Linked DNA regions of Homo sapiens: region 2 is linked to region 1. A link is a contact called in ENCODE Hi-C data. All regions are on one chromosome and are shown on one strand. The core of a region is the stretch at or near the end of the contact, and the rest is flanking DNA. Distances in the headings are between cores, read along the strand shown.

Evidence for each region. Hi-C counts contacts between places; a loop is a spot of excess contacts on that map. Pooled maps may share reads with other maps.
Region 2: a map of CD8-positive, alpha-beta T cell shows a loop between it and region 1 (10-fold over the local background). The contact joins the promoter of AKAP9 here to the promoter of BET1 in region 1. A Hi-C loop is called at or near these places in 3 of 168 maps with a recorded cell type or tissue (CD4-positive, alpha-beta memory T cell, CD8-positive, alpha-beta T cell and naive thymus-derived CD4-positive, alpha-beta T cell), 1 of 37 single-sample maps with no recorded cell type and 10 of 50 pooled maps.

What each region holds. Positions count from the first base shown.
Region 1 is chr7:94,002,454-94,007,781 of GRCh38, forward strand. BET1 (Bet1 golgi vesicular membrane trafficking protein) reads right to left here and starts at 1,902. Exons shown (of 4, transcript NM_005868.6): 1 at 1,745-1,902. The coding sequence starts at 1,763. RefSeq lists enhancers at 1,112-1,718, 1,719-2,324, 1,779-1,828, 1,839-2,468.
Region 2 is chr7:91,938,281-91,943,843 of GRCh38, forward strand. It overlaps AKAP9 (A-kinase anchoring protein 9), which reads left to right and starts at 2,582. Exons shown (of 50, transcript NM_005751.5): 1 at 2,582-2,867. The coding sequence starts at 2,820. LOC124901698 (a long non-coding RNA gene) reads right to left here and starts at 2,571. Exons shown (of 2, transcript XR_007060431.1): 1 at 2,384-2,571; 2 at 1,570-2,284. RefSeq lists enhancers at 2,123-2,684, 2,723-2,872 and a silencer at 2,413-2,522.

The DNA of each region.
Region 1 (5,328 bases), core at 652-3,151:
TTTTTAAAAAAAAAAAAAAAAGAAAGAAAAAAAAAGGAAAAAAGGAGAAGGTAGTGGGCTCTAAATTGGAGAAATTCTAATTTTACTGGCTGAGCTGAGGTCCAGGTAACAATACTTTAAAAACTTCCCAAGGGATTCTAATGTACAGTCAGGGCTGAGAACCATTACTCAAGTCACTTTCCTGCAATTTAACATGGCACACTGCAGCAGGAAAATACTCAAAAGGGCCTAGGGGCCTACTGATGAAATCCAAACTCTTTGGCCTCGCATGCAAAGATCTCCACAGTGTGATCCCGAATCCCCTACTTCACCCAAACTGGCTTAATCATAATCCCTTACTTCTTTTGAGTTCCTCCTATCTGGAACTCACTTCCCCCACTCTCCATTATTCAAGGTCTACTTCAAATTCCTATGTCTCCACCAAATACACAAAGATCTTCCCCACAAAGTACACAGTGATCTATCTCTGAAATCTCTGAGACCATCCCTTATATGTAGAACTTATCTGGTATTTGGATGTATAGCGACACTTTGTACTACAATTTATCTTTGCACATATTCCTACTCCCCACCTAGACTGGAAGCTTTGGGGATCACAAACAGGGCAACAAACAACTGTATACCTAGAGCTTACTCAAGCACACAATAAATCTTTTTTGGTATTAAGGATGATGAACAAGAAAAACATTTAGACATATAAAGCTAAACTTGCTCAAAATTATTTCTTTTTTTTTTCTCTTCAATTTACCTGGCCCCATTTTCTATGATCTAAGTATTCATAAAAACTTCATTAAAAAAACAAAAAACTTTCTCATACTACAATTTATTGATCAATAAACAAGTCTACGGTTATTGGCAACTTTCACTGACTTTAAATATCTGACACTTTGGGGATTTTTTTTTTCTTTTTTCAATCTTATAATGACTGAGAAAGGTAATATCTTTTTTCAAATGTTTCATTTATTTTCTGAAGTATACTGCACTCTAATTTAGCGGGGTCTTCTTTAAAAAAAAAATCGTGTCCTAAGAGAAAGCTTCAGAACCAGAAAATGCCGTTCTAGTAGCTGTGCGTTACTATAAGGGTCCATTAAAATTCCTTGTGTCTAACTTATTCTTGCTGATGAGCCAGTTTCCTAACCCCAAAGGTAAAGATCAAATGTTAAGTCGCCAAACCTTAACCACGTTCTACTGCCTTAACCGTGGCACAAGGTTCAGATTAAGAAATCGCCTTTGACCCAGAAGTTCCAGTTCCAGGACCTTTAACAATAATGACACATACATTTACCTTTGTAACTCACTGTTACCAGATTAACGACCATTACTAGCGTGCTTTGGGTGCAACCACCCACTCTTCAAATTCCGCTTCTGAAGAAACTAAGATCCAGGGCCAGTAGGGAAACAGAAACCGGAGTCGGGCTTTGGAAAACATAGCAGCGTCCATAACCACGCTCAGTCAATAACACTAAAACACTCGACCACTGAGATGCCACCTGTACACACCCACCCCTAGTCCACTACTTTCTCTAGCCTACCATCCAAACTTGAATCTGACTCAAACTTAAGGAAATTCCAAAGATCTGGGACAAATGGTGTGTTTCCACTCGACATGGACCCCAAAGATCCCCTCTAGACATCCTGTTTTTTGGACCAAATGCCAGGAACATAAGACAGGTTCGATTTCCTCCCGCGCCCCAGCGCTCCCGGTTCTAGGGCCCCGAACTTCGAACCTCAGCCCTCTTCTTACCCAGGCCTGCACGCCTCATCCTGCCAGAGGAGAGAGAGAAAAGGCGGGTGCGGGGCTTTGGGTGAGTAGGAAACAGCTAGGGGCGACCCGGACCGCGTCTTCAGTACCAGGGCCCAGCGAAACACCAACTTCTTCCCCTAAAGCGCCACGACATCAGTGGAGTCTAAACACCGCGCCGGATGATGGCGTCACCACGGCGCTCATTGGAGCCCTGGGAAGAAGGTTGAAAGGCATTCTGGGAAATGTAGTTCACCAACGCATAACGTGTTGCTGAGGGCGTGATGTGAACCCGGTTCCAGGAGCGGACGGGGCGTCCGGAAAAGGGGGCGGCTTCGACTGCGGCTCTGATTCTGGGTCTCTGATCCAACGTTCCCGCTGTTCCGCTCGCAGCCCGCGGGTCGCTGCTTTCAGTTTGTTGACCACCAAGTTTAACCCAGCAGATCTGCTCCTCCCCACCCACAAGAGGATGGTTGGGGTATCTTTCCTGATTTAGCCTCGAACTCCCTCTCACCTCCAGAGACGATTCAGGGAAAGTTAGAGAAAACTTTGTCCAGGTTTCTCAGTTTACAAACAAGTAATCCGACACCCACAGAAGTAACCGATTTGTGCCTTGTAGTATCCAGTAAAGGAAAGAAAACCAGGTTCCTTTGAGTAGGACTCCTGCTCAGATGAGAGCAGACTAGGAAAGGCTGCGGGATCTGGTCAGAGGCACTGAATAGTTAGTTCCCTGTTACTGCATCTGTTGTACTTCTAGAAAGAACCAAGACTTTTAGTTGTTATGGGGACCAAAGGACCCCTAAACGCTCTCCCACTTTTTTTTTTTTAACTTACACAAAGCTTATTGAAATACTGCTTACACAAGGCAGTGTGCCAATTAGGGGTTTAAAACTTGTTGGCGAGTTGGAGGTGTTACTGGTATCGAGGTTAATCCTAGAATTTCATTTTATCTCAGAGGATTTATCGTGAGAATACGATGAAATCGTGGTTTTTGAAGGGAAAACAAAAAAACCTGATACACAGTAGGTGATCAAAATTCACTGGGTGTCTGCGGTTTTGTTGTTGCTGCTGTATATATGGCAGTGGAATCGTCTCCACACTAGAGATTTCCGAATATGTGATCTTTGATCATTTAGCGTTTCCTCATAGTTTCCCAGGACATTATTAACATTGACTATAATACTGGCATAAGTCTCTGCGTTAAGTTGCTTTTGTAAAAAACACATGAAAACAATTTTTAATAAGAGTTATTAACCTGGGAAGGAGGCTTTATCCAATAGTGTTTTGATAGAAAAAAATCATTAAAATAAAACCGCCATTTTCTAAAAGCAATGAAATTAAATAAGCATAATATCAGGGACAATTATTACAAATAAAAGATGGAGATTCAATAAAAGAAATGATAGCTAGGTATCCCTTTATAACTTAAAATCTGTGACAGTCCTTTGGTTAAAAAAATGCATGTTCTATAATTAAAACGTTTAAAAATTGCCTTACAGAAGGCTTGCTGATGGAAATGTAGAAATCGTTATTTTTGAAAATATGGTAATATTTACTAGAACTAATCATTTAGATTACATAAAATATACTGCTTCCTTTACATGGTAGGAAGACATAAGAATGAAATGTAGTTAAAAGGAAAACATATATAATGTACTAAGAATATAACTGAAGTAAGGCAAAGCTAGTTCATATTGAAGTTGTTACCTAAAAAATCCAATTATTGTTTTTAGCTAACGTTGCTAGTATCAAATTAGGATAATGTCATCTGAAAAAAATTTGCACTCAAAGGAAGAGGCAGGAAAAATGAACTCAATGTGCAGAAAAAGAATTATTAAATGTGACCATAGTTGACATTAGCGATCAGAGGGAATCATTTTCACTTTTCTCGTTGTGCTTTTTCCTTTTTAAATTAAAATCCTTAACTTTTCTTACTGATTGAAAGCAAATAAATTTCACAGAGATGAATAGCATTTAGAACCTCTTCTCTATTCTCACAGGATAGTCTCACAGAAAACATCTAATGTTTGTAGGTCTCTAGGAGATAAAGGACTAAAAATTACTTAAAATAATATTAAGTATTCCTTCTAGTAATTACAAAAGCAAGAATAAAAGCAGGAAATGTCTGAATCGAGGTGCAAAATTGGAACTTTTCTTTCTCCTATCTGTCTGCTTCCTGCCTGCCCATTTGTCCTACCTCTTCCTGACCAAATTTCAAGTCCAATCCAAGGGAAAAGAGCATACCAAGCTCTCAAAACTGGTTCAATAAACATTAACACATTTTTCAATCATGAAGCAAATTCAGTATCTCGGGTATCATATTTGAACTGTCACAAAATGTAAACTAGAAACAAAAAGCTCTTGATTTACAAACAAGCTATGGGACAAAGTTTGTTTCTAAGTTTGTTGTTTGGTATTTAAAGCACATTTTCCCTGAAGACTGAAATGATGGTCAGGTTCCCAACTCAGCCCAGAAAACACATGGCTGTTAGAGTTACTATGCTGGCCAATCAAAGTCTGTGTAACCCATAGGACAGCAGAAATACCGCGTATTTTCAAGACCAATAGAAGGAAAATAATGTTGTAATACTTGTGATAAAATAAAGCAAAGCCATTAAAGAAGAAATAGAGTGTTTAAAAATTATTTTGGTTATTCATGTTTGAGAAAGAATGAGTTTTACTTAAAAGTTTTAAGAATGCGAAGAATATTTTCAAGGAGTTTGCAAAAAGTCACCAATTTGATCTGTCTTTTCCATAATTTGGGAATATTACTAGCACTGATGGCAAGCTTTTCAGCCATAGTTTGTAAAAATTAGGCACACAATTCCAACCTTAAAGTCCTCAGCAGAGCCAGACACATAATTTGTGGGGCTCAGGGCAAAATGAAAATGTTGTGCCTCTAGTTCAGAAAACAGGGGAAAAGTTCAGTTAAAGGTATTAAGATACAAAACTTCTCTTTCTTCTGTTTTCTTCTGTAATCTCCCTACCATCGTTCCTCCCCTCCCCACACCAACTTGTCATGGTGTTTTTATTTGCTATTTAATATTCTTCTGAGTAAAGAAAAAAATAAATTATTAGCATTAATTTTACCCTTGATCTTTATATTGTGCAATGACAGTTTTAAATGCAAACATAAGAGCACGCTACTCGTGAAATCACTAAAATTACACATTTGGTATTTTGTACTTTGATATGGTTTGGATATTTGTCCCAACTAAACATCATGTTGAAATGTAATCCCCAGTGTTGGAAGTAAGTCCTGGTGGGAAATGTTTGGATCATGGAGGCAGATCCCACATGAATAACTTAGCACCATCCCCTTGAGTGAGTTCACACGAGATCTGATGTCTAAAAGTATGTGGCACCACCTCCTGTCTCTCTGGGTCCCACTCTCACCAAGTAACCTGCCCTCTCCCGCTTCACCTTCTGCTATGAGTAAGAGCTCCTTGAGGCATTACCAGAAGCTGAGCAGATGCTGGCACTATGCTTCCTGTACTGCCTGCAGAAACATGTGTCAATTAAACCTCTTTTCTTTATAAATTACCCAGTCTCAGGTACGTCTTTATAAAAATGCAAGAATGGCCTAA
Region 2 (5,563 bases), core at 1,332-3,831, 2.1 Mb before region 1:
CAGTGAGGCTCCGTTTAAAAAAGAAAGAAAGAAAGAAAGAAAAGAACTCTACAGGATCTGGCCCCCTGTTACTTTTCTGACTTCATCTCCTACTATTTCCCTTGTTTATTCCACTCTAGCCACCCTCACCTCCTACTCTTCCTTGAGAAGGTCCATCATGGTCTCGCTTGAGGGCCTTTCTTTGGATTTGCTGTACCCTCAACTATCTCCGTGGCTCTCTACCCCCACCCACCACCTGCTTGTTTTTTGGGACAGTGTCACCTGTTGTCTAGGTCCTTACTCTAGAGTGCAGTGGCACAATCTGGGCTCACTGCTTTGGCCTCCCGGCCTCAAGTGATCCTCCCGCCTCAGGCTCTGGAGTAGCTAGGACTACAGGCTCCCGCCACCACACCCAGTATTTTATTTTTATTTATTTATTTATTTATTTTGTAGAGACAGGGTTTCGTCATGTTGCCCAGGCTGGTTTCGAACTCCTGAGCTTAAGCGATCCACCCCGCTCAGCCTCCCAAAGTGCTGGGATTACAGGCGTGCACCACCCCGCCCAGCCTCCTCATCTCTTTCAAGTCTTTGCTGAAATATCTTCTGAAAGAATCACCTGAGTAAGTGAATGACATGACATGAATTAATGATTGGTATGACAAGTTATGACAGAATAGGTGCCATAAGGAAGAGTCAGAACACTAGTGCCCAATGCTTGCTCTTCTAATAGAAGTTAACACAAATCTAACTTTCAACATTGATTGAGCACCCATTATGTAAACTAGACATGTATATGATTGGCTGCTATCAGTGAAGGAAACATTGAAATAATCTTGTTGCTTTGGAAGGTATTCTTGAACATTCTCAGCACCTACAAACAGCTGACTTATTTAGTCACCGAGAAAGCAGTATCCTTTAACAAACAGGAATAGCTTTGGATACCCTGGGGCTTCCCCCTCCTAGGCAATCAGCATCTACACTCATAATCCCTCAATCCAGGCAGTATTTAAATCACTGCACTATTAGAACACTTAGTTCTAGTCCTTACTCTTAATTTGATGGGTGACTAAGTAAATCACTTATTGCCTCAATTCTTTCATCCCTATGATAAAATGTCTAATTTTACCTGGTTCCTAATTCAGGTTGAGATAACAGGACAATATGCACTTGGCTGTTAGAAGTTGGCAGAATGTATGCATTACGGAGCTTAAGAAAAAAATCTTTTTTAAAGCTAAGATTTCTAAATGAGGGCTATTTAAAACTCATCTTCAGTTTGTGGTAGACTTAAGGTCTTTATTATCTCCTTTTTTGTTTTTTAACCTCAATTTTTCACTTAACACCACTTCTACGCTTGAACTCATTTTAGCCTATTTTTTGTTCACAACTGCTAGTTTTTCAGTCCAACCTAGCTCAAAGCAACGGAGAAACATGATAAATCTGAGTAATCAACCAGAGACATTAAAATGTGTAGTTCACTCCAGGAATGGATGTGAGCATTGGAGGGCAGGGAGACGAACACAAAGGACTGAGGGAGCACATGTCGGGGAAACAAGGAAAGATAGTAATGTTAAATTTATAAACACTGCTCAATTCAATCCAAAAAGCGTTTATTGAGTGCAGAGCTCTGTGCTGGTCATTTTAGTAAAGCCAAGATGAGCAAGACTTATGATGAGTCTCTGTCATCAAGGAGCTGGGAGTATGAGCTGAACTAAGACGCACACAAATTATTAAAATATGGTGCAGGGTACTTAAAGGAAGTCCAAGGAGAAATAAAGCTGACATTATTCAGGACGTTTTAATATGTCAGGGCAGTCACATATATTAACAACCCTTCCAAAAATTCCAGGTAGGCTCAGGGAGGATAGGTAACTTGTCATTAACGCTAGAAAGTTAGTGTAGTCTGGCATTGTCCCTAACCGAGGTTCTAAAGCTCAGGCTCCTTTCAGAACACTACTGTTAAAGGGAAGCCCCAAAGAGTCGGGGGAGGGGACTAAGTTTTGACTGGATGTGTCTCGGTTGCCGTGGAGGGAACAAGAGGTCAGAAAAGCCATTTGGAGGCAGCGTGTGCGATGGGACTATAAGGATGAACCGGAGATTGAGTGGGAACCAGTGGAGGGAAGAGGGAGGGACTTTTCAGGCTAAGGAAGTAATAAGAGCAATTAGCTGCTCTCATAATTCTTGAGTCAAGCAGTTAATGTAGGTAGAAAACCTGGCGTCCGCCCCCCCACCACCCCCCACCGGAACTTTTCCGTTGGAGCTTGTAGGTGTTCGCCAATTTCACCATTAGGTGTGTTAGTTTTGTAACCTGAAGGAAAAAAAAAACTCATGTTTTAATAGCAGTGGATTCCTCGGACGGAGGGTGGGGGTCAGGCCAGGAGCCTCTGGCACACTCCGTCTCTCCTACCCCTCAGCTCGGCCGCCACCTGTGAGCCGTTGATGTGCGGGAAGGGCGCTCTCTACGGCGGGATCCTCGCTGGTAGGAGGCAGGTCCCAGGCCTGGCAAGGGTTGACCCCGGAGGGCTGGGCCGGGGCGGCACCCCAGGAGCACCTGCCCACGAGGCGGCTGCGCGGACAGACGTTCCAGCCCCTCCCGCCTCGCCGTGTGTTTACGTGGAGACGAAGATGGCGGCGGCGGCGGCGGTGACGGCGCTTCCCGTGCGGCTGAGGACGATCCGCCAGTGAGCGCGGAGACTGCTTCCACTTCGGGCGGGGGAGCGCCGGACCGAATCGGCTCTCTAGGCCGTGGAGCTTGCCGTCCCACCTCCGTCCAAATCGACCTTTCCTTTCTATCCCCAACCACCCCTCAACCCCTGTTTTCCCCTGCCTTCCTTGCAGAGGCCATGGAGGACGAGGAGAGACAGAAGAAGCTGGAGGCCGGCAAAGCCAAGGTAGGAGAGCCCGAGGCAACCGGGCCTGCGGTGGGAGGCGGTGGCTAGCACGGGGTGGGAGGGGGCCTGGGAAGCGGAGTTCGCCGCAGCCCCAGTGCACTGCCCGAGAGGGAGGTGCTGCAGGGTCTTAGGGTCTGCATCTCTCCTCGCCCTCCTCCTTTCCCCTTTTTCCAGTTGGGGGACAAAGCCTTGTGCTAGCTGATAATACTTCCGCGAGGATTGAATATTGTGGCTCCTTTCTCGTGAATGTCCAAATAAAACTCCCCTTTTACTGTATTGCTGTAAACTAGTGTTTAGTTGCTTCTAAACCTCCGATCTTTCATTTTTTTAAGGAGTTTTCTGGGTGGTGCAGGCATTGTGCTTTCCAGGGTGGGGATTTAGGGCTTTTCTTTATTGGGTTGGGGATTTGTGCGCTGATCATCAGCTTGTCTTCCTTAGGTAGCACGCTGGCACTCTTGGGTGTGTGTGATTGGCCTGTGACAGCTGTCTCAGCAGTGGCTTGTGTGTGCCACAAGTGCCAGCTGTGAACTTGGCTTTAGGGGCGTTTTTAGAAGCGTGTCTTTGTATGTTTGTACTTGAAGGTCTTTGTCATGGCATGCGCTTTTGTGTCCTATGGAATGTTAATGCAGTCTGTGAATGGAACTTCTGAGGACCGAAAGGTTCCATATGCCAACACCTATAGAATTCCTGCTTTAAATAATTTAGTTGTTATATATCTCTCTGGCGAATCCTGGTTGTGTGTGTGTGTGTGTGTGTGTGTGTGTGAACGGTTATGGAAAAGCCTGTAAAGCAAACAATACAATACACAATTATACACAGGCATCGTTCATTGGGCTTCATGAGAAATTTAACATATACAGAATATAAGCTGCGTAGCATATTTCTTTTAAAAATTACATATTTGAGCATATATTTTGTCTGGGCTCAAAAGCCCCCTTCCTCCCTTCAATGAAGTCTTCTTTTATGGATTATATTATTTTTAGAGATAATTGTTAGCAGTCATACTTGGACAAAAATTGTATTACAGGTAACTGTTTTTCCTCTCTTCCTTTCTCTTCTCCTCACATAAACAAAGGAAACCAGGTTAGTGATTTATTATCAATGAAGGGCCATACCGCAGAGATGCAGTGATAGAAGCTCAACACAAGTTTGTTAAATGAATATATATATAAAAACTAGCTTCATATTTCTAAAATATAGTTGACTTTCCTATAAGCTCCCTCTATTTAAGATCAAGGTTTAAATGCTTGTATATAGCCAGGTAAATTTTTACTTTCGAATCTATAAATGGTGGGAAAGGGGAATCAGGGTATCTTTAGAAGTCCAAAGCCTACACTTGTGCAATCTGAGGGGCTGAGCAAGCTCTATGCATCTACGGAAGTAGTGGAGGTGAAGTGTGTGCCCCTCCAAAAGCATTGAAGATCTGATTAGATGTCTTACTTGTCTGTTACCTCACAATTTTTATTGCCTGCCCCCAGAAATGTCTTTCCTGAATATATGTGAAGCAGTCCTACAAAACATGGTTTACTTTGGACATACACATTTCATAATAGAGGATTTATTTAAATTGCTTGCAGTTGTAGTTGATGTGGCAAAATACAATTCTAGTTTCTTTGTGTGTTTCTTTATCTTTCAGAATTCTATGTATGGGGTAAAAACCTGTTTAAGGTGAATTTTTGTTGTAAAAGATTATCTTCTTTTAGAATTTAGCCCTTTTTCCAGTAAGATATAAATCTATGAGACTTGTAAGGCAAGGTGTGTTTGCTGCAACATTAGCTATACAATATAAAAATGCTGACATTGGGAGCCTGGGGCGAGAGGATTGCTTGACACCAGGAGTTCAAGACCAACCTGGGCAACATAGTGAGACTCTACAAAAAATTAAATAAAAAAAAAAAATAGCAGGGCATGGTGGTGTGCGCCTGTATGTAGTCCTAGCTACTCAGGAGTCTGAGGTGGGAGGATCACTTGAGCCCAGGAGTTCGAGGCTGCAGTGAGCTATCATCATGCTACTGCACTCCAGCCTGGGCAACAGAATGAGATCCTGTTTCAGAAAACAAACAAACAAAAAAAAACCCCTGGAAATAACTTTTAAAGACAACACGAAGGGAATCATTTTCTAAGTTATATAAATATGATGGAATATTTTAAAGCCATTAAGATTATGAAGACTGATAGGAATATGAAAAATAGTGTGAAAAGGGCATTATCAAAAATAGTATGTACATTATTTCATTTGTATAAACGTGTGCTTTCAGATTAGAACTGAAAAACTCTGGATTATAATTTTATTCAGCAAACGTATATTGAATCCCTATTTTATACCTAGAGGTGGTGACAGTGTCTGCTCTCAAGTTGCTCACTGTTTAGTGGGAGAGACAGACTCTGGGTGATAAGTACAAAGAGGGATGAGCTGCAGTAGGATTTGGGGGATATTCTTCCACGTTTTGTTAAAGTGTTTTAAATACTACTATGTCATTTTATAGAATTACTAAGAAAGCTTTACTATTGATATTAATGCACCATAATATAATGCCTTTCAAATAGTTATTCATACATATTTGCTTAATGAATGAACAGAATGATTAATGAGTCATTAATAAGTGTTACTTTCCTAGCACGGTTGTAATTTAATAACATTAATCTAGAATTCTCTTAATGTGAAATCCATATTGCTGGCATCAGAAACAACTTTA